Regions from separate parts of the Mus musculus genome. Here region 1 is linked to region 2. The links are chromatin loops, found by intact Hi-C in ENCODE. Cell type or tissue: left cerebral cortex. All regions are shown on one strand. Links, peaks and the distances in the headings refer to the core of each region. The heading gives the core; the rest is flanking DNA. Region 1 has its middle 120 kb from the start of Rbfox1. Region 2 has its middle 180 kb from the start of Rbfox1.

Evidence for each region. Hi-C counts contacts between places; a loop is a spot of excess contacts. Peaks named below come from ENCODE experiments on the same cell type or tissue, not always from the same donor. Only the 100,000 strongest peaks of a DNase experiment are listed, where the experiment ranks them.
Region 1: it touches region 2 in a loop (7-fold over the local background); 2 of 42 quality-filtered maps call a loop at or near these places.

Annotation. Positions count from the first base shown.
Region 1 is chr16:6,941,249-6,950,506 of GRCm38, reverse strand. It overlaps a transcript of Rbfox1 not described here. Among named protein-coding and RNA genes, the nearest start is that of Rbfox1, 120 kb to the left of the region's middle. In left cerebral cortex, for the core only: no CTCF peak of the experiment used is centred there; a DNase peak (open chromatin) is centred at 4,103; H3K27ac peaks cover 892 bases.
Region 2 is chr16:6,883,656-6,892,913 of GRCm38, reverse strand. It overlaps a transcript of Rbfox1 not described here. Among named protein-coding and RNA genes, the nearest start is that of Rbfox1, 180 kb to the left of the region's middle. In left cerebral cortex, for the core only: no CTCF peak of the experiment used is centred there; a DNase peak (open chromatin) is centred at 3,524.

The sequences.
Region 1 (9,258 bases), core at 2,548-5,047, 58 kb before region 2:
ATCATTCCTCAGTTGCCATCTGCCTAACAAGCTTTGAGACAGGGTGTCTCACTGAGCCTGGAACACTCTCATTCAGCTAGATTCTCTAGCCAGTGGTCACTGGGCGTGTCCCCATGCTCCCTGTCCTGGGATTAAATGCACACGCCACCATGCCTAGCCATTTCACATGGGTTCTGGTGATGATTCTTGTATGAAAACTGAGCTATTCCACAGGCCCCGTTCCTGTTTTATGTTTCAGAGTTCTCGTCATCATTCCTGTGAAACTAATGGGTAGAAGAATAACAATTCTTAGAGGGAACAGAGGTGACATAATAAGGGGCATGTTGTGTCTGGTCAGAAACACACATGGCTGATCAAGCTGAAGCTGGTGAAATGAAAGGCTGAGCATGACCAGGGAACTGCCATAAAGCCTGGTGGATGACACAATATACATGGAAATGGGCTGCCATGTAATACTCAGAGGTAATGAAGATGCCATAAAAGAAAATACAATGTACACCTCTTGCTGATCAGGTAAGAAATGCCAGGGAGATCGATGGGGTTATTTGAAGACTCTCTGCCCACTCTATAGTAGTGCCTGGACATCTGCACAGCATTTCCATAAAGCCCTTGAAGATGCCAGGATGAGGCATGAGATGCCAATGAGCGGCAGAGGGCTAAATTGGCTTGGAAAGGGCAGGCAGCCCTGTGCACTGTAAGGAGCCCTCACATATGGAGTAGACTCAGAGCAGGGCTGGGAGAAATGAAGTAGTATTTCAAGTTAAGGTCATTTCTCTCACTTGCCCATTTTTCTCAGATAAAAAGAGAATTGTCATGTTATTTATAAACCCCAACCTAAAAAAAAATGGCATAAAGTGCTGTCTGTGTTCTCAGATGTTTCTGGGTCCATTTGAAATGTCCCCTTTTCAATTCTTCTTGGGTGGGAGCTGGAAATTCTCTTACCATTACCAGGAAATCTCCTTGTAAATGTTGTGGGCATGTGTTTGTCACTCTGTAAATCATCGCTCTGTGTTTGACAGGAATTCAAGATCACTTTTTAAGGCTAAGCTAACTGAGGGATGAGACAGCATTCTTAGCATTTCAATGCAAGCTCAAAATGACGGGCAGGAAAATCAGTCTTTAGCCATTATGATTGGCAGGAGGTTATGGTGTTGAAGGCAGTTCACTTCTGTGAGCTTACAAGTTTCTAACAAAAAAATACATGGAAGTAAATACCCCTGAAGTGTAGAAGTCTGGCAGTGTCCTTAGAAGGGTCACTGACACGTATCCTGGCCACGTTAAACATACAATAGATCGTCTGACCTCACACCCCTATCAATTCCCTATCCCTAGCCACCCTTATATAGAATGGTCACAAAATACTAAGAGATTGTTTCTTGTAAATCCATTGGATCTCAGAAGTCTTCCTATAAACATAAATTAGTCTATTCCTACTGACTTAACTCAGACAATCAACACTGCTCAGGCTTAAGGGCTTATTTTTCTAAACTAAGTCAGGAGTTAAGCACTTAAGTGCTAAACATTTTTTTGGTTGAGTTTCTCTCTCTGTCTCTCTGTCTCTCTGTCTCTGTCTCTGTCTCTGTCTCTGTCTCTCTCTCTCTCTGTGCTGTGTGTGTGTGTGTGTGTGTGTCTGTGTGTCTTTGTGTGTGTGTGTGTTGAAGTAAAGGTGCATGTGTGTGTACTCACATGTGGGGATATAGAGGTTGATAGCGGTGTCTTCTTCAATCGTTGTGTAAATTATGTTGAGTCACTCACTGGATATGGCAAATTTTGTCAGACATTCTGGCCAACAAGCCCCAGGCATCTCCAACCCTGGAACTATAGATGCACACTCAGCTTTTTATGTAGGTTTGAGGGATCTGAACTTGGGTCCTCACAGTTATATTGTAATCATTTTACCAACTAAGCCACCTGCCCTGCCTTGAGTTCTTAATTCTGGCTTAAAGAAAAGCTACCTGACCCTTGACTGAGTGCCCAAGCCACTCAGTCATATTTACTATGGTTTTCCCATGCTGTCAGGTGAACACTATCACTGGCATATTCTTGCACATGCTGAGCACTAATGCATGCCTTACTTTGGATGCATGAACACAATGTGGGTTTGTAAATTAGTACTTACTAGTTCTAGTTTCCCTCAAGGCAAGGTGGCAACTCTCTTCTTGGAGATAGTCTCTGGACTGATCACTTATTTGCTGATGACATTGGGAACAAGAACAACCTGAAGGTCCAGCCTTAAGCTGCACCACATACTAGTCAACACAGACGGTGGGACAGAACCGGGTAGGCAGAATCCCACCACCACAAGTAGCCAGGTGTCTTTCCAGATGTTTTAAATCAGTTGGCATTTTCCCAAATAGTCAAGTGGCCAAGGTGCATTTCTTCCCTTACTTTTTTCTATCTCTTAGCTTCTATCTTTACATCAATCAGGGAGTAGATAGAAAAAAGTAAGGGACTAAATATTTCACTTGGTTTTCATTGTTTTACCATACAGGAGACTGGAATTGTCTCTTCATCCTCTTCACTCAGTGACATTCTGTCTCTATAAAAGGGATATCTTACACAATGGGAGGGTGTGGATCTAAGGGACACTAGAAGGAGGGGAGATGAGGAAAGGGACGTATGGCATGGGGGAGGAAAGGAAGAGAAGATGTCAGAAGGAAGAAAAATTCAGGTTAAAGCCACATTACACTTTCGAAGAGAAGTAAAGAAAGTAAAGAAAATCAGCTTAGGTTTTTAGACAGGTCCCTGAACTTGTATGGGGCCCAGGGAAAAGGGTACCTGAGAGACATGCATATGCAAACCCAGGGTAGAATGGTGGGTAACATAGGCTATTGCCTAGGATAGATACATTCTAGATCTTTGCTATATGATTGAATATCTATATTTAGCAATATGCTATTGGCCACTTAAATTTGAGAGGATGGAGTTCATATTATATCTGCTTAGCATATTAAAATTCTCAGAAATGAAGAGAAACAGAGGTGATGAGAGAGGAGATAGTCTCTGCTAGGTACCTTCTTCAAGCCATTACTCCATAGGACAGCCCTCCCATAGGCACACCCACTCTTTCCATCTTCATTGTTCTCTCTGCCCTGTGCATCTCCTCTGCCTTTCTTGACAGCATGGGTTTTTAACTCTGATCTTCCTAAGATTGACCTTCTGCTTAGAACTCTGTAACTGCAGGTCTGCTCACTAAGGCACCATCCCATCATTGCAATTAACCACAAATTATCCTGGAAATTTGAGAATCTGATTACTCCTTGGGTGCCAAGTGTCTCTCCATTAATACAATACTGAAGTTCAAGAAAGCATAGGAAAGAGATTCCTATGTCACGAATATTGTTAGGATGACTGAATGCCACACCTACTGATCCTGGGAGGGAGGAGACAGAAGAGGCAGGGAGGCCAAAAGAAAGGAAGGTAGGACATCAGATAAGGAGAAAGCACACATAGAGAAAGGGCATGCCAAAAACCAAAAACAAACAAACAAACAAAAACACACAAAAAACGAAGGGGTGGGAAGGGTAGGGCTATAGAAGAAGAAAGACGGAGGGAGAAGAAAAGAACCAGGTGTGATAAGAGACAATTAAAATGGGAGAAGAAAAGATGGGGCATGCGCCAAGATTGTGGGAAAGAAAACAAAGGTAAGGAAGGGAAAGGGGATACAGGAGATGCAAGAGAAGGGGAGGCCAGGGGTTAAGGGAAGCCTAGCAACCAAAATGTGGGTAAGAAAGCATCAGTACCGTTCTCTGACATCCCACCTCTGGACCTGAGAGGCAGGGCAAGAGATGGGGTGAGAAGAGACCATTGTCTAAGATGGAGACCTGGATCGAATGGGGATTCTGAGTATAAACAACCTTCCCAGGTAGATGCAGGCACTCTGTAGAGGCATTCCGCTGCAGTCCACTGTGGAGAATGATGTTGCAGCCAGTTTTAATATAGAATGATGGAAAGTTAGGGGCACCTTGGCTGCAGCTCGAAATGTTAGTTAAAGATTGTGACAATCTTAAAATATAACGTGAGTGATGTTTGAGAACACAGCACAGCTTGCTCAGCCCTATGTAAAACAGATGCAAATCATATGTAAATGCACACGTGTTCTCCTTGGCTGGCTCTGACTGTATCTGCTTCTGTGCATGAAAGCGGTAGACACACTTGGATGTCTACTTAACTCAGTGAATGGTGATTCATACTCTGGAAAGGCCACGGCTGCCTTTCTTAGGTTATAACCATCTTTTAAGGAGTGAAGCATGGTGTTGATCTCTGCAAAAGGAAACGGGGAAGCACAGGACTCCATTTGTCATCTAGATGCTGGAATGGACTTTCAGGTGAAAGGGCTTACCTCTAAATGAGCTGAGAAGGCAAGGCAAGGCAAAGCAGCACTAGCTGAAGTCTCACTACATCGCTATAAGCACCTCACTGCGATTTTATCCCAATATATAGTTACTGCTATCATTTATGTGAGAGCTAATGCTGTCAATTACAACCTAGAAAGATCCTGGGAGCAGTCCCAATGAAGGATTGTCTACATCAGATTGGCTTCTGGGTATGTGTCTGTTGCTGATTATCTTGATCGCATTATTGAGATAGGAAGACTCACCCTGAAAGTAGCTGGCCCCTTTTCCAGGCCTGGGAGAGGAGGCTGAGTGAGCACACATGCATTCCTTGTTCGATGGTTTTTGTTATATATTTGAAGGGACTAGCTCTCTCAAACCTGGCTGCTGTCACTTCTCTGGTAGGACAGCCTGTAACCTGGAACTCTAACCCAAGATAAACTCTTTCTCCTCTAAGTTGCTTGTGTCAGGATGTTTTAGCATAGCTATAGGAAGTAAAACAAGGCCAGTTTGAATGTGACATGGCTCACAGATGTTCACAGGTTTGAACACCTGGTGCCCAATTGGTTGAGCTGTTGTGGAAGCCTGCAAAATCTCTTCTTGCTATGATTCATTGGAGGGAGTTGGTCACAGATAGAAGCTCCTTTGGGATATGTGATCCCTGGCTCCTTCCTATCATATTCTCTTCCAGGTCTTGCCATGATGTGAGGACCTTGGATACATGCTCATAATATTCTGGAACGGTTCCCTCATAATTTTGCTGTCATGATGAACCAAAGTGCCATGAAACCAAAGCAAAGTAGTTCCTTCTGTCAGCTATTCTGTCAGAGTGATGGGAAAAGCAACTGTTATTCCATCTTGTCTTAACATCTTATATGTAGGGCTCAATGGCCTTAAATACACACAGTGTATAAAAGTGTTCATAGTCATCACCATCTCTAGAATTCTGCATTATATAAAACTGAAACTCTGTCCCTGAAAAACAGTCCTTGGCCCCTCTAATTTCTATTCTATTCTTGGTCTCTATGATTTTCATATCTCTAACAATTTCTTGTAAGTGGAATGATCCACTTTTTGTTTATGTCTGGTATATTTCAGTTAATGCAATGTGCTTATGGCCTGTTTATAGAGAATGGAATTCCTGCCCCTCTTAGGGAAGGCTAAATAATAGTCCATTGTGTATGTCAATTTACTTATATAGTATGCACACGTTCATTGTACACTTGGTTTATTCATTCATCCTAACCACTCAGGTTAGTTCTGTATTAGATAGAGTGAATACCATTGCTACAAACATGACTGTACAAATATTTCCTTGAGACCCTGCTTTCCAAATTTTGGATTGTATCTCCAGAAGTAGAATTGTTAGGTCAAGTAATGTTTCCAGCTATTTAATGACTGCCTACACTGTTCTCTACAACAACTGAATAACCTCACATTTTCACCAATAGTCCAAGCAACCTTCATTTCCTTCACATCTTTGCTACCACATTATTATTTTCTTAATTGCAGCCATCCCACCAGATGTAGGATGCCCTTGCTTTTGTAACATTGCTTTGTACTCCCCTAACAATTATCCTGTGGCCTACCTTTTCATGTGTTTATTGGACATCTGCTTATCTCCTCTGGAGAAAGGCCTGCTCCAGGCTTATCCCGGGCCTATCCCAGGCCTTTCTCCAAGATTGAGTGGTGTTACTTGATTCTGGCTCTCTGCCCTGTTCTGTTTATGACTCTGGCTGGGGACATGGTTCCCAGGAGGAGACCGGGGGGGGGGGGTGTGGGGGAGTTCCAATGGCAACATCAGTGGCACAGATACACACATCTTCTCTCAGTACTCTTTCCTGAACTTTTATACATTCTCCCAGGACTACATCTAATCAAACCCCTTACACATGTCTACTGCTAGCATGGTCTAATCTACCTGATAACCTATTCAAACCTCACAACTAAGGCCTGCAACTGCTGCCCACGTTATGCTCTTGACTCTTAAGCTTTCCCATGCCCACATGGCCTCTCTCTATTCAACAGATAGGGAAAAGCTGGCTGCCATACTCCCTGGTCTAGCCAGACAACACTTTATTCATAACAAACTCTTGGCTGACTGTGGTACAGGGAAAACCACCATAGTCTCCCAGTCTCTGATGCTAGCTGATGCGTCCTTGTGACTTCCCATCACCAGCAGTTTCAAACTCTCTGGTCCCAGTGCTGCTCTGTGTTGGCCATGTTGTTTCCAGTGTCACCATATCCCTTCATCTTGAGCCTTCTAACTGTAAAAGCATGACCCCAAATTGCCCTCTGTACCTCAAGAGGCCTTCCCTTTTTCCTTTCTTCTGTGACCAACCATTCATCCTCCCATTTCCTTGCCTTCTGAAGAGTTTTTCCCTTTCAGAAATTGTTTCATATTTGTAAAGTTTGAATGTCCTTGCTATGGAGAAAAAAATCCAAAGTACTCCAGCAGTGATTGCTGACAGGATGCCACAAGTGGAAAATTCCATGCTTGACCTCCTGCAACAGGTTGCAGACAAAAGGCAGGCTGCACAAATAATAAAAAATATCATATGAAATTGCCTCCAGGATATGTGTCTAAGGTGCATATGAAACAGAAATGAACTTTGTGTTTAGACTTGGAAACCATCACATGATATCTCATATATATGTAAATATTCCACAGTCTTAAAAAAAACATGAGAAACAAAACACTTGTGCTCTCCAGCATTTCAAATAAAGGATGCTCAACCTGTATTTTGCACCTAAAATTGGGTTTTGCTCCTTACAGATTCCCAAAATAACTGTGGCTTAAATAAAGTACAGGCTTGTTTTCTCTCAATGGAAGAAGTTCCCAGTCAAATAGTCTATTTCAACCCCTTCTTCCTCCTTCCCTTTCCTCTCCCACAACACCTAAATGCATGACTGTAAAGGTTCCTAATTTCCTAAGGTTGACAAAGTAAGTGTAGACACAGAAATATGTGTGTAAAAGACTCCACATCATTATAGGGATTTCCAGAAGACTCATAAAGTCATTTCAATGGCTGCCTTTTTGGACCTCCCTCTTTGGTGGGAAAGCTAGGAACCTAGAATTCCTGTCTTTTTAATTTGGCCATATTGCCTATGACTAACTGGCCCTTTATCAAAGAAGATCTTAAGAAGAAACAAAAAACAATGGCTACCGGGTAGGCAGCTGGAAGGTTCTGCTAGAACTCCTTCCCAGGGGATTTTTCTTGACCAGAGCATATGAGCTCCACGCAAGAAGTGATACCTTCTGCACTGTACATCACACGATCTCATACTCTACTGCACTGTGCTGTATGCACCCTGTAAACAGAGGCCTGGCAAGAATCTGCTGGGTCAGGACGAAGCACTTAATGGGTTCTTTTCCTAGAAGATATTTAAGAATACACAAAGAGTAGCTGCGGGTGGGTGCTGGCGGTGAGTCAATCAAGCAACATACGGTCCCGAGTTAAATTCCTAGAACCTATATAAAAACAAAAACATAAACAAAAACAAAACCAAGGACTTGATGGTACATGCTTGTATTCTTAATACAGAGGAAGAATTCTGAGGAAGAAGTATCAGAAGAGTCTCTGGGGCTCAGTGGCTAGTCAACCTAGCTAAATTAGCAGGCAAAATCTCGGCCAATGAGTAACCAAGTTTCAAAGTCAAGGTGAACGACACCGAAAAGAAGATAACCCAACACGTACCTTCACACACATGAGCACAAACATATACATGTACAAAAGTCAGGCATGACGGAACACAATGGTAATCAGTGGGGAAGCAGAGGATGGAGAATGGGGAGTGTGTACCCAGTATGGATTATACAGCAAGATCCCATCTTTAAAGATCAAAGTGTGCGTGGCTCTCTTCTGTCCCATGCAGTAATTTCCACTAGATACACCAGCATCCTGTGTTCATCAGCCCATCCACATTCCCACACTACCCCTTCCCTGGATTTTAACTCAAGAGTTCTATCATTAGGTAGGTCGGTCTACAATGAGAATTGGACAATTTGTTTTTGTTTTTTAATCACAACTCAGTATGAGGAGGAGGTACTTTTGTTGGTTATTAAACGTGAGGCCCTGAGTTGAATTCACAGATGCCAGGGGGAAATGCTGGGTTATGGCTTGTGTTTGTAATCCAATGCTGGAGAAGCAGAGACAGGTATATGCCTGTGGCTCGCTGGCTAGTCTAGATTATATAGTATGTCCCAGGACAGTGGGAGAATGACGTCAAGTTTATCTTCTGGCCTCTGCACATATTTATACACATGGACATCTACCCTGACACACAACATCCCACCCCAACACACACACACACACACACACAAAACACCACTGATTTCTTATCACATTCAAATTGCAAATGAAGTTACAGGGCTGGACCAATGAAAACCTTTCTCAAGGACACCCCATGTTTCTGTCCTAGAAAATAAAATGGAGCTACAGTGTGACCAAAGATTTCCTTCCAGAGTTTTTCAGGCATTTGACCTATACCTTTGGCTCCTTCAGGAACAAGCAATAGCAAAGAGCTGTCCTAAGATTGCTCAAGTCCTCAGATCTCATCCTTGCTTCCTCCCACCACCACCTAACACCACACTCGTGGCAACAGGTCCCCAGCTCTGTTTAAAACTTCCAAAGCCCCAGGTGCCTGCTGCCTGGAGCCCTCAGACATCCGTTTCCAAAGACATTTTAGAGTGCACGGGACAGAGCCTATCACGCAGACATTCACCAGCTATTACTTTTTAACCGATTACCATTCGATTTTTAAATGATAAAACAGGGAAACCTTTAAACACTCAGCGGATCCTGAATTATTAAACATAAAAGGGCACTTCAGTGTATTTATTACCACATGGAGGGGACTCTTGTCTGGTTTCAGCTCTTAGCTCCTTCAAATGTGCCCCTCTGCTCCACAGTGGAGTTAAAAA
Region 2 (9,258 bases), core at 2,473-4,972:
GGTTTCTCAATGAACCAGAAATTATCTAAGTCCAGGTAGTCTAGCTAACCAAATTGCTCCAAGGATCCTGTAAGCTGCCTTACCTATGCAGCTACTATGTGGCTATTTGGCACCAAACTCTTCTTTTCATACTTGAATGACAAGTACTTTATACATCTCCTCAGTTATCATCACTTTATGTTTCGGGATAGAGTCTCTCATGGAAGCAGAAGTTCACTGATTGGTGGAGCCCCAGGGATCCATTGAGCTCTGCTTTGCCATGGCTGGGGTTACAGTCATGCACCACTGCCTGCAGCTTTTCATGTGGGTGCTGGGGACTTGACCTCAGGTGTTTATCCCTTGCACAGCGAGCCCTTTACTGACTGAACACCTCCCAGCCTTCCAGTTGTCTTCCACTGTACCCATTTCTCTCTCCTTCTTTTGTTCTCAATTTGTCTACTCCTGAACACAAAGCGATTCTTTGCTTTTATGCTCTTTTAAAAGGGAGGGGTAATATGGGGAAAAGTATGTATGGCTTTTTGCTTTTTCCTTACATAAAAATAAATGGAAAACATTTTGCAAATGTCAAATGCTGTATAAAAGGGAAAAATATGAAGGGCATTGGACACATAAACAATGATACTAATGACAAATTTTACCTCTCTGAAAACCACTCACAACCACCCAATTCCAATTTGGAAGTTTTATCTCAAGGGTCAATAAACAGCTCTATCATAGATAGACTGTATTCGCAAAGAAATATTCCTCAGAAATGTCCAAAGATGAAATTGAGAAAAATAGAAGAAAAATAAAGAAAAAGATCACTAGAGTTGGCTATTTACTTGTAATCATTCATTCATTTATTCAACAGTATTTGAAGTAAGACTATATATTTCTGATGTTGTAAGACACTGGGAGCATCATGTTTAGAACAATGGAGGTGGACATGCCTTAATGCAGCAGCCTTGGGAGAGGAGACAGATAATTGAGGTATGCATACGCCAACAAGATAATGGCTGATTATGGTGTTGTAAAGCAGATGGCTTTGATTGACTGTCCAGAAAGACAGTCTCCAGGGAAAATAATACTGTAGAGGCCAAAAGCAAAGAAAGGGCCAGGCACATAGGAAAGAGTGCTAAAGAGAGCAAGCACAAATACTCATACAACTCAATTTTGGAATATTCCAGAAACTAGCTGACAGCTACAGTGGTTGATCCCAGAGCGGAGGCAGGAGGAGAAGCATAAGGAACAGGGTGTGGCTCTTGACTTGTGTGCCCAACCATGTTCTGGTGCTTCTGTGTCAAGGCTTATTTTACTTTACTATGTGTGCACGTGTGTGTCTGTGTGAATATATATTATATGTATGTGCCTGGAGAGGCCAGAAGAGGGCTTCTGAAACTGGAATTACAGGTGATTGTGAGCTGCCCAGCACGGATGCTCGGGGAAAGTGATAAGCCAGCCGGCTTCTATCTTAGACTTAAAAGCCATCTTATAGTAAAGATAAAGTAGGTTGGTTCCTGTTTGTGATTAATTCTGTTTCTCAAGGATTGGGCTATGTACCACTTGTAACTTTAACTACAGATGCTTCAGTGTTGCCTGATCCAGGAAATGACAACTTTGTCTTCATTTCAAAATGTTATATGACCATCTATGACTAGCTGGTAATGACCACCTTGTTACCACTACCTTACTATGACCACCTTGTAATCATCTCTCTGTTTTAGGAGATTGTTATGTTTTTCTAGCTATGCTTATGTTTTGCTTCTGTAACACTGCCTATTTGCCTTCTAAACCTCTAATTTGGAAATCCCCCTACTCTTGAACTATAAAAACCCTTACCTTATCCATGTTTAATGCCACTATACTGAACTCCACTTTTACGGAGAGATAGCCCAGGTACACAAATTTTTATCAAAGCTTGGTTTAATGAATTTGTCCATGATGATAAGGCTTGGTGAGTTTTCTCCTTGTATTTCTTATGGGGAAGCTAAACTGGGCCAGCACTGCTGTAATTAACATTGTGGAAGTTTACCGAGGTTTTGGTATGTTGGTGGCTTGGTCTTCCAATGGCAGTATTGAGTAATATGTACTTTCCAGGAATGAGGCATTGTGGGATGTCTTTGACTAAGTAGAAGCACATACTTACAGCAGAGACTGGGAGAGTCCTTGTAGAATCCTGGTTAGTTACTATATGAATCTTGTGATAAAAGCAGGAGCCTAATCTCGCCCAAGCTCCCTTATATCCTTGTCCAAGATGGTAGGATTGATGCCTTGAATATTATCACATGAAAGATAGTAGTGGCTCTAATCAGATGAGAGAGAGAGAGAGAGAGAGAGAGAGAGAGAGAGAGAGAGAGAGAGAGAGAGAGAGAGAGAACAAAGTGGAAGAAAGGAGGAAGAGAGAAAACAAAGTGGAAGAAAGGATGATACACAAACAACTTGAGCCAAGAAACACTTTGGTGTATTTTGTTTTTGTAAAGTCAGACTAGTTTAACTCAGTCTAAAGAAAATGATGTTGACCTGTCTACTGCTAGTCCTTTATCAGGTCTCCACTGTTACAATTCGTCCATCCTGCCAGGAGAAAGTAATATGTGATCCTAAACAGGATATTTGTATCTCCTCCTCCTCCTCCTCAGCTCAGAAAACATCATGGAAGAAGTAGCAAAAAAGTGTCAGAGCTAGGAGACACAGAGGCACACCATGGAAGGGCACCTTCTGGGCAAGACCTGGCATTGTAATCAAAAGGTCACTGCATGAGGTTACCACACATGATAGAAGCAGCAGGAACCCATCAACACATGAGCTCTACCCATCCCTGAGATACTGACCATTGGCAGTAAGTCATTGCTGGTGGAGTATTTGAGTTTCTTTAGTGGTGTAGTCATTGTTAAGTTGCCTGTGATGCAGCACATGAACCCTCACCCATTCTAATGCAGGCAAGCCCAAATAACCTCACAAGAAAGGAAGACCATGAAAGTCAGAGAGGACTTCTTGGAAGTGGAGGGGTGCACAAGAGGGTACAGGGCTAAAAGCAGTTGGAATTCATTATATATAAATATCAAACTGTCAAAGCAGCACTAAAGAAACAAAAATAAGAAAAATCATCAATGGCTCTCTCTAATGAAGTTCAGTTCCTAAGCCTTATGGTTTTGAACATGTACCATTCTATGTACATGGACCTGATTATATATCTTTGTAACACCCCTCACCACTTTAATCAGATTACTCTGTGACAAGATATAACTCTCCCATCAGAGAGGTCCATCAGAGAAGAGCCCTTGTCAGCTTTCTATTCCCAGAACCAAGCTCTGTGTCTAGCATCCTGTAGGCTCTGTGAAACCGATAAACATCAAAGTAGATGACCTGAAATTAACTCTCTGGGTATTTAAGATATGAAGGACAGGAAGTAATCTGAGACCAGCACAAACACCCACCCATCATTTCCTAGTCTTCTCTCAGGATCCTCCTACTCCCTCCCCAGCAGACTGTAAGTCTAGACACACTATTCAGAGACATCCGGAGCCTCCTTGACTGAGATGACTCAGAGCTGGTTCACTAACCACACGGAGTTCCCGGGGTCTGCTGAGGGAACTTCCTGGCAAAGCTCTGGAGGTGAGAGGCTCCAGCCTGACTTTCAGCTGAGCTTCATCCTCACACCCTCCTCTTCTCTACACTCCTACCTTGGGCTGTGAGTCTTGGAAGCCATGCATGAAATAGCAATTTCCTATGGAATTATTCCACAAAAGAACCTCACAGGGCTTTGTTCATGGAAAAAAATCATTGGAGATTGGGGTCTTGGGAGCCACGTATGAGAATGCAAATAAGATAAAATAAAATCATACATACTGGGCACTGGGCAGCATCATGCCACATCCCCTATAAGTAATTTCTGACTCATCTTTTGATCCCCTAACTCCCAATTCAATAATTCTTGTATGAGTTACCACTGAGAATTTTGTGCTTTAAGGGTTTTAAAATAGGATATATTGATTCAGATACTGCCAACAAATTGACATGGGAATGAGGACAAGTTCATTCATTCACAAAAAAATAAAAGAAAGAAAGAAAGAAGAGAGAGAGAGAGAGAGAGAGAGAGAGAGAGAGAGAGAGAGAGAAGGAAGGAAGGAAGAAAGAAAAAAAGAAAGAAAGAAAGAAAGAAAGAAAGAAAGAAAGAAAGAAAGAAAGAAAGAAAGAAAGAAAGAAAGAGAGACAAAGCATGGTGCCTTTTTTATACATAAGCTTATATATTCTTTTTTTTTGACTTAGCAATTCTACATCTAAGAATTTATTTATTTTTTTAAATTTTTTATTAGGTATTTTCTTCATTTACATTTTCAATGCTATCCCAAAGGTCCCCCATACCCACCCCCCCAGTCCCCTACCCACCCACTCCCCCTTTTTGGCCCTGGCGTTCCCCTGTACTGGGGCATATAAAGTTTGCAAGTCCAATGGGCCTCTCTTTGCAGTGATGGCCGACTAGGCCATCTTTTGATACATATGCAGCTAAAGACAAGTAAGCTTATATATTCATTCACAGTTTTTAGCCTCTTAAAATTTTAATTAGCTTACAAAAGTAGCAGTGTTTCTTATGACATTTTCACCATCTGAGTTGTAGTTGACACATCCCTTTCTGCTGTCCTCCATCCATCCTCCCCTACGGTTTCTACCTAAACCCTTCAACCCCCAGTATTCCTCATTCTGCCTTAATATCTCAAGTCTTCATAAGTTTCCCTACTACTGCCCATTTGAATCCTCTTTCCCACATCTTCTGGGTTCCTTTCAAGTTTTCCACATGTACTCACTCCCACAGAGTACAAACATGCCTTCTTGAAACATGTGTTTAGGAAGGTAGATGATACATGGAGAGAGAGAGAGAGAGAGAGAGAGAGAGAGAGAGAGAGAGAGAGAGAGAGAGAGAGAGGAGCATATAAAAATGAAGAGTGTCCATATTATAGTTGTGATGGGGGAGGGCGAATATGAAGGTGAAAGGATCAGAAAAGGTAACAAGGAGGTTCAGTAGGAAGAGGTGGCTTTTAAACTAGGTGATAAAGGTGTGAAGGATCCTGCTATTCAGAGAATGAAGAAAAGGATGGCAAAGCCAATATTTCTACAAGCCTGAAAGCCTTGGCCTTGACCATTGTCTTATTGTAGATTTCTTTGTGTAGCCTTTATATTCATTTTCATTTTCTTCCTTTCTATCAGCCACCCACTTACTTCTCTTCATTTCTGAGTTCTATCTTTCTGTCTTCCTTTGTTAAATCTTGTTCTCAAACACAGTCTTAGCATCCACATTATCTGACTACCCTTCTGGTGTCCTCAGCATTTCCATTTCCTCCATGCACTGTATCAGACCTTTGCATCTCCCTTCTTTGTAAAAAAAAACTTTTCCTTTTAAATCAATACTTGGATAGAAGTTCTCTTATTCAACCTTGGGAAAGTATAATGGTTAGCTTTGCCAACTTAACACAACATAGTATTTTTATTACCTGTGAAAAGAGGCTTTAGTGAGGGAATATTCACATCCTGTTGCTCTCTGAGCATGTCTATGAGGGATTGTCTTCAGGTAATTAATGTGGAAAGACTCAGCCTACTGTGGGTGACACCATTCCCTAGGCAAGGACTACTAAATTATGTAACAATGAGAAAAGTTGCATTGAGCTATACAAGCATCATTATGGATGTGAAATGACTAGAACTTTGAATTTCCTGCCTTGATTTTCCTACAATGGTGGACTACACTCTAGAATTGTGAGTGAAAATAAACCTGTCCTTTTCCTAAGTTCTTTTTAGTCAGCGAGCTTTATCACAGTCACACAAATAAAATTAGAATAACTCAATACTGAATTCCTCTCTACCTTCATCCGATAGGGTAGCAACTAGGCACAAAGGACCACAGAGTACATGCATTTAGCCTGGCTAAATCTGAGTGGTGATTTTCATTTAAGTTAGAATCATTTTCTAATTGTATAGCTACTGTGACCACCAGTTGCTATGTTGACAGTACAAAAAAAAAAAAAACTAGTCTTGGTCTAGTTTCTTGCAAATGAGATAAGAAGTTGAGAGGATGGTTCACTGAATAAAAACACTTGCTCTGTGAGCATGGGACATAAGAGTTCTGAATCACTAGCATCCATATAAAAAGCCAGGCGTGCCCATGCTTTCCTGTAACCAACACTAGGGGAAAGACACAAAGAGATCTAAGAAGTTCCTGGCTAGACAGTGCAGCTAAAACCATGAGCTTCTGGTTCATTAAGAGATCTTGTCTCAAGACAATAAAGTGAGCAATAGAAGAAGACACTTAATATCCTTCTCTAAGTATATAGGAAAGGATACAGACATGTGTACTCATGTGCATGCATCTCACACATAACATACATATATAACACCATACATACTCTCTCTCTTTCTATATGTGTGTGTGTGTGGTGCATGCATAATATAATATATAACATATATATATGCATGTCATATAAACATATACATTTATCATATATATATATTTGTGCGTGTATACACAGCACACACACACACTATCGCCAGCACCACGTAAACCACACAGGGATCACACACACATACCATCACCATTGCATATGCCACAACATGCACCACCACCACACACAGGGAAAGTTCTTCTGACTTCTCCACTGAGATCTCACCCTGAAGCCCTGACCAGGGGGCAAATGATCTAAAGAGACATTTGTGCCCCTTCCTGCTGCTGGCTGGCTTTTTTTTTCACTTGCAAAATGAGTGCATTTAACAGACAGAAGCTCACAGCTTGCAGGTCACAGCTGAAGGAAAGACACAAAAGGCCTCCTCTCCATGTGCCACAGTCACAGACCTAGGGAGGAAGGGTTTCCTGTCAGGCCTCAAAGAGAGAGATCTGACCCTAAAACTCCTGACTTTTCTTTCTTTCATAAATGAGGGAATTTAAGGCCAATTTCCTCTCCTGACACATTAATTAAAAAAAAAAAAGCTTGAAAAAAAAAAGCAACCAAACAAAAGCTGAGAAAGGAATGATTTTAGGCACCAGGCATCTCCCTCTCAGGAAAGTCCCAGTTTACTCATTTTCAGCTTCTGTCTGTCTTCAATCCTGCCTCACTCACAATGTTGGCAGACATGGCAAGAGAAGGGTAGACCTCTTTCTTCTGTGTGTATACGGCTGTCCAAAGTGTAACGAAACCCATTTTTCTTTTCCAATTTCTGTTTCCTAATTCCTTTGGAATACAGTGAAGCGGAGGGGGGTGTTGGCTTTTGTGCATAAGAGTTAAGCATCAAGTGTGTGTGGGCATCCCATGGTGCTGACATTCTCCACTGGAAGGGGCTCTGGGTTCCACACAGCTCAGCCACAAGCACTGCTTTGAGGACCTTGCATAGGCAGCTTTGAGCTTCACCAAGACAGTCTGCACTTTTGAGAAAGTTTGTCTGGTCAAAACAACAGCAGCAACAAGAAAAAACTTTTACCTTTGCCTGAGGCGATGGCTCAGCTGGTTCAGTGCTTGCAACACAAATGTGTGGGCCTGAGTTTAATTCCCAGGTTGCAGGTAAAAAGCCAAAGCATGGTGGTACAGCTTGTAACCGTGACAATGTGGGGGTGGGGGAAAGTGGATCCCTAGAGTGGGTCCCCTAGCCAGCCAACATGGCCTAATAGGTGAGATCTGAGACCAGAAATGATTAGCAGTTAAAGACCCTTGCTGTCATGCCTGATGACCTGGATTAAATCTCCTAGGACTGGCATTACAGCTTGCATGCACATATACAAATCAATAATAAACAAATGAAGGTACTCTTAAATTTGGGGGGAGATGCTCAGTGAGCAGAGGACTCTCTCACTGAATTGGATGACCTGAGACCAATGCCTGGGACTCATGGTAGAGAGAACAGACACCCTCAGGTTGTCCTTTGGTCTCACTCAGGAGCCTGGCATGTGCCCCCCCCTCACAGCCACAAATACACACAATGTATATAAATACAATGATAACAACAACAATAATAAACCACCATGGAGAGCACACAAAGAGGATTTGCACCTGGCATTATCCTACACATGCAAGCACAGCTTTAGGTGTACCCTACAACATGAACACATGGTGAATACATATTCTATGTATGTACATACGTATGTACGTATGTATGTATGTATGTATGTATGTATGTATGTATGTATGTATATTTCTATGTATATTTCTATGTATGTATGTATCGTTTTTCCTGTCTGAATATCTATCTATCTGTCTATCTATCTATCTATCTATCTATCTATCTATCTATCTATCTATCTATCTATCTTTGTTATACATTTTTGGGAAAAGCCAACTCTCCTCTAGAGGCCTAATGTACATGAATCACTGTGTCCCACACAAAGAGAACTGTCAGGGATCCCAGAACTGGGATTGAATCGCTCTTGGTCTAAACAACCTGTAAAAGAACAGTCTCTGTCAAAAAGACAAAAGGAAGCAGCCCGAGGCCTCATGAATGAGCACACACTGCTAAATGAAAAATGTTAATCACGCCATAGGAGGAGAGAGCCAGGGTTAAACTGGGGAAATTCCATTCACTCCAGCTTTATCTCTTGTTGCAACAATCCAGGTGATTAATCCCCAATATTCTTCAGGGATGCAGTGGACAGCAGCAATTACATTAACAACTACAGAGTTTATGCTCAGAGATTCAAAATGAAAGCCGGAAACACTTTAATTTTTCACAAGTTGTTACCTTAATTATCTTCTTATTGCTCTGTCTCTTTTCCCTCATTACCAAAACACACCCCTTCCTGAATTCGCAGGTCCCTTTAATTTGCCACAGCTCAGAAGCCATGTAAGAAATGTCATCAGAGATACAGACCCATAAATCTTACTTTGTGTGTGCTTATAGGAAATACATTGTTCTGCTGGGCCTAGTCTGTGTGCTCACTCTATAGACTCTATACAGGATATTTGTTTACACATCTCTAGGAAGTGCTGAAGTGCCTGGAATCCCACACCTAGGGCAGGGCTACTCAGACTTAAAAGAAAGTCATTAACTCTCTCTCTCTCTCTCTCTCTCTCTCTCTCTCTCTCTCTCTCTCTGTGTGTGTGTGTGTGTGTGTGTCTGTGTGTCTGTGTGTCTGTGTGTCTCTGTGTGTGTGTCTGTATGTGCATATGTGTGTATGTGCAGGCCAGAGATGGTTGTGTGTATCTTCTTCAATTGTATCTTGACCTTGTTTCTTAAGACCAGATATCCCACTGAACCTAGAGATTCCCAACTCAGGCGGTAAGGTAGTATGGCTGGCTGGCAAGCTCC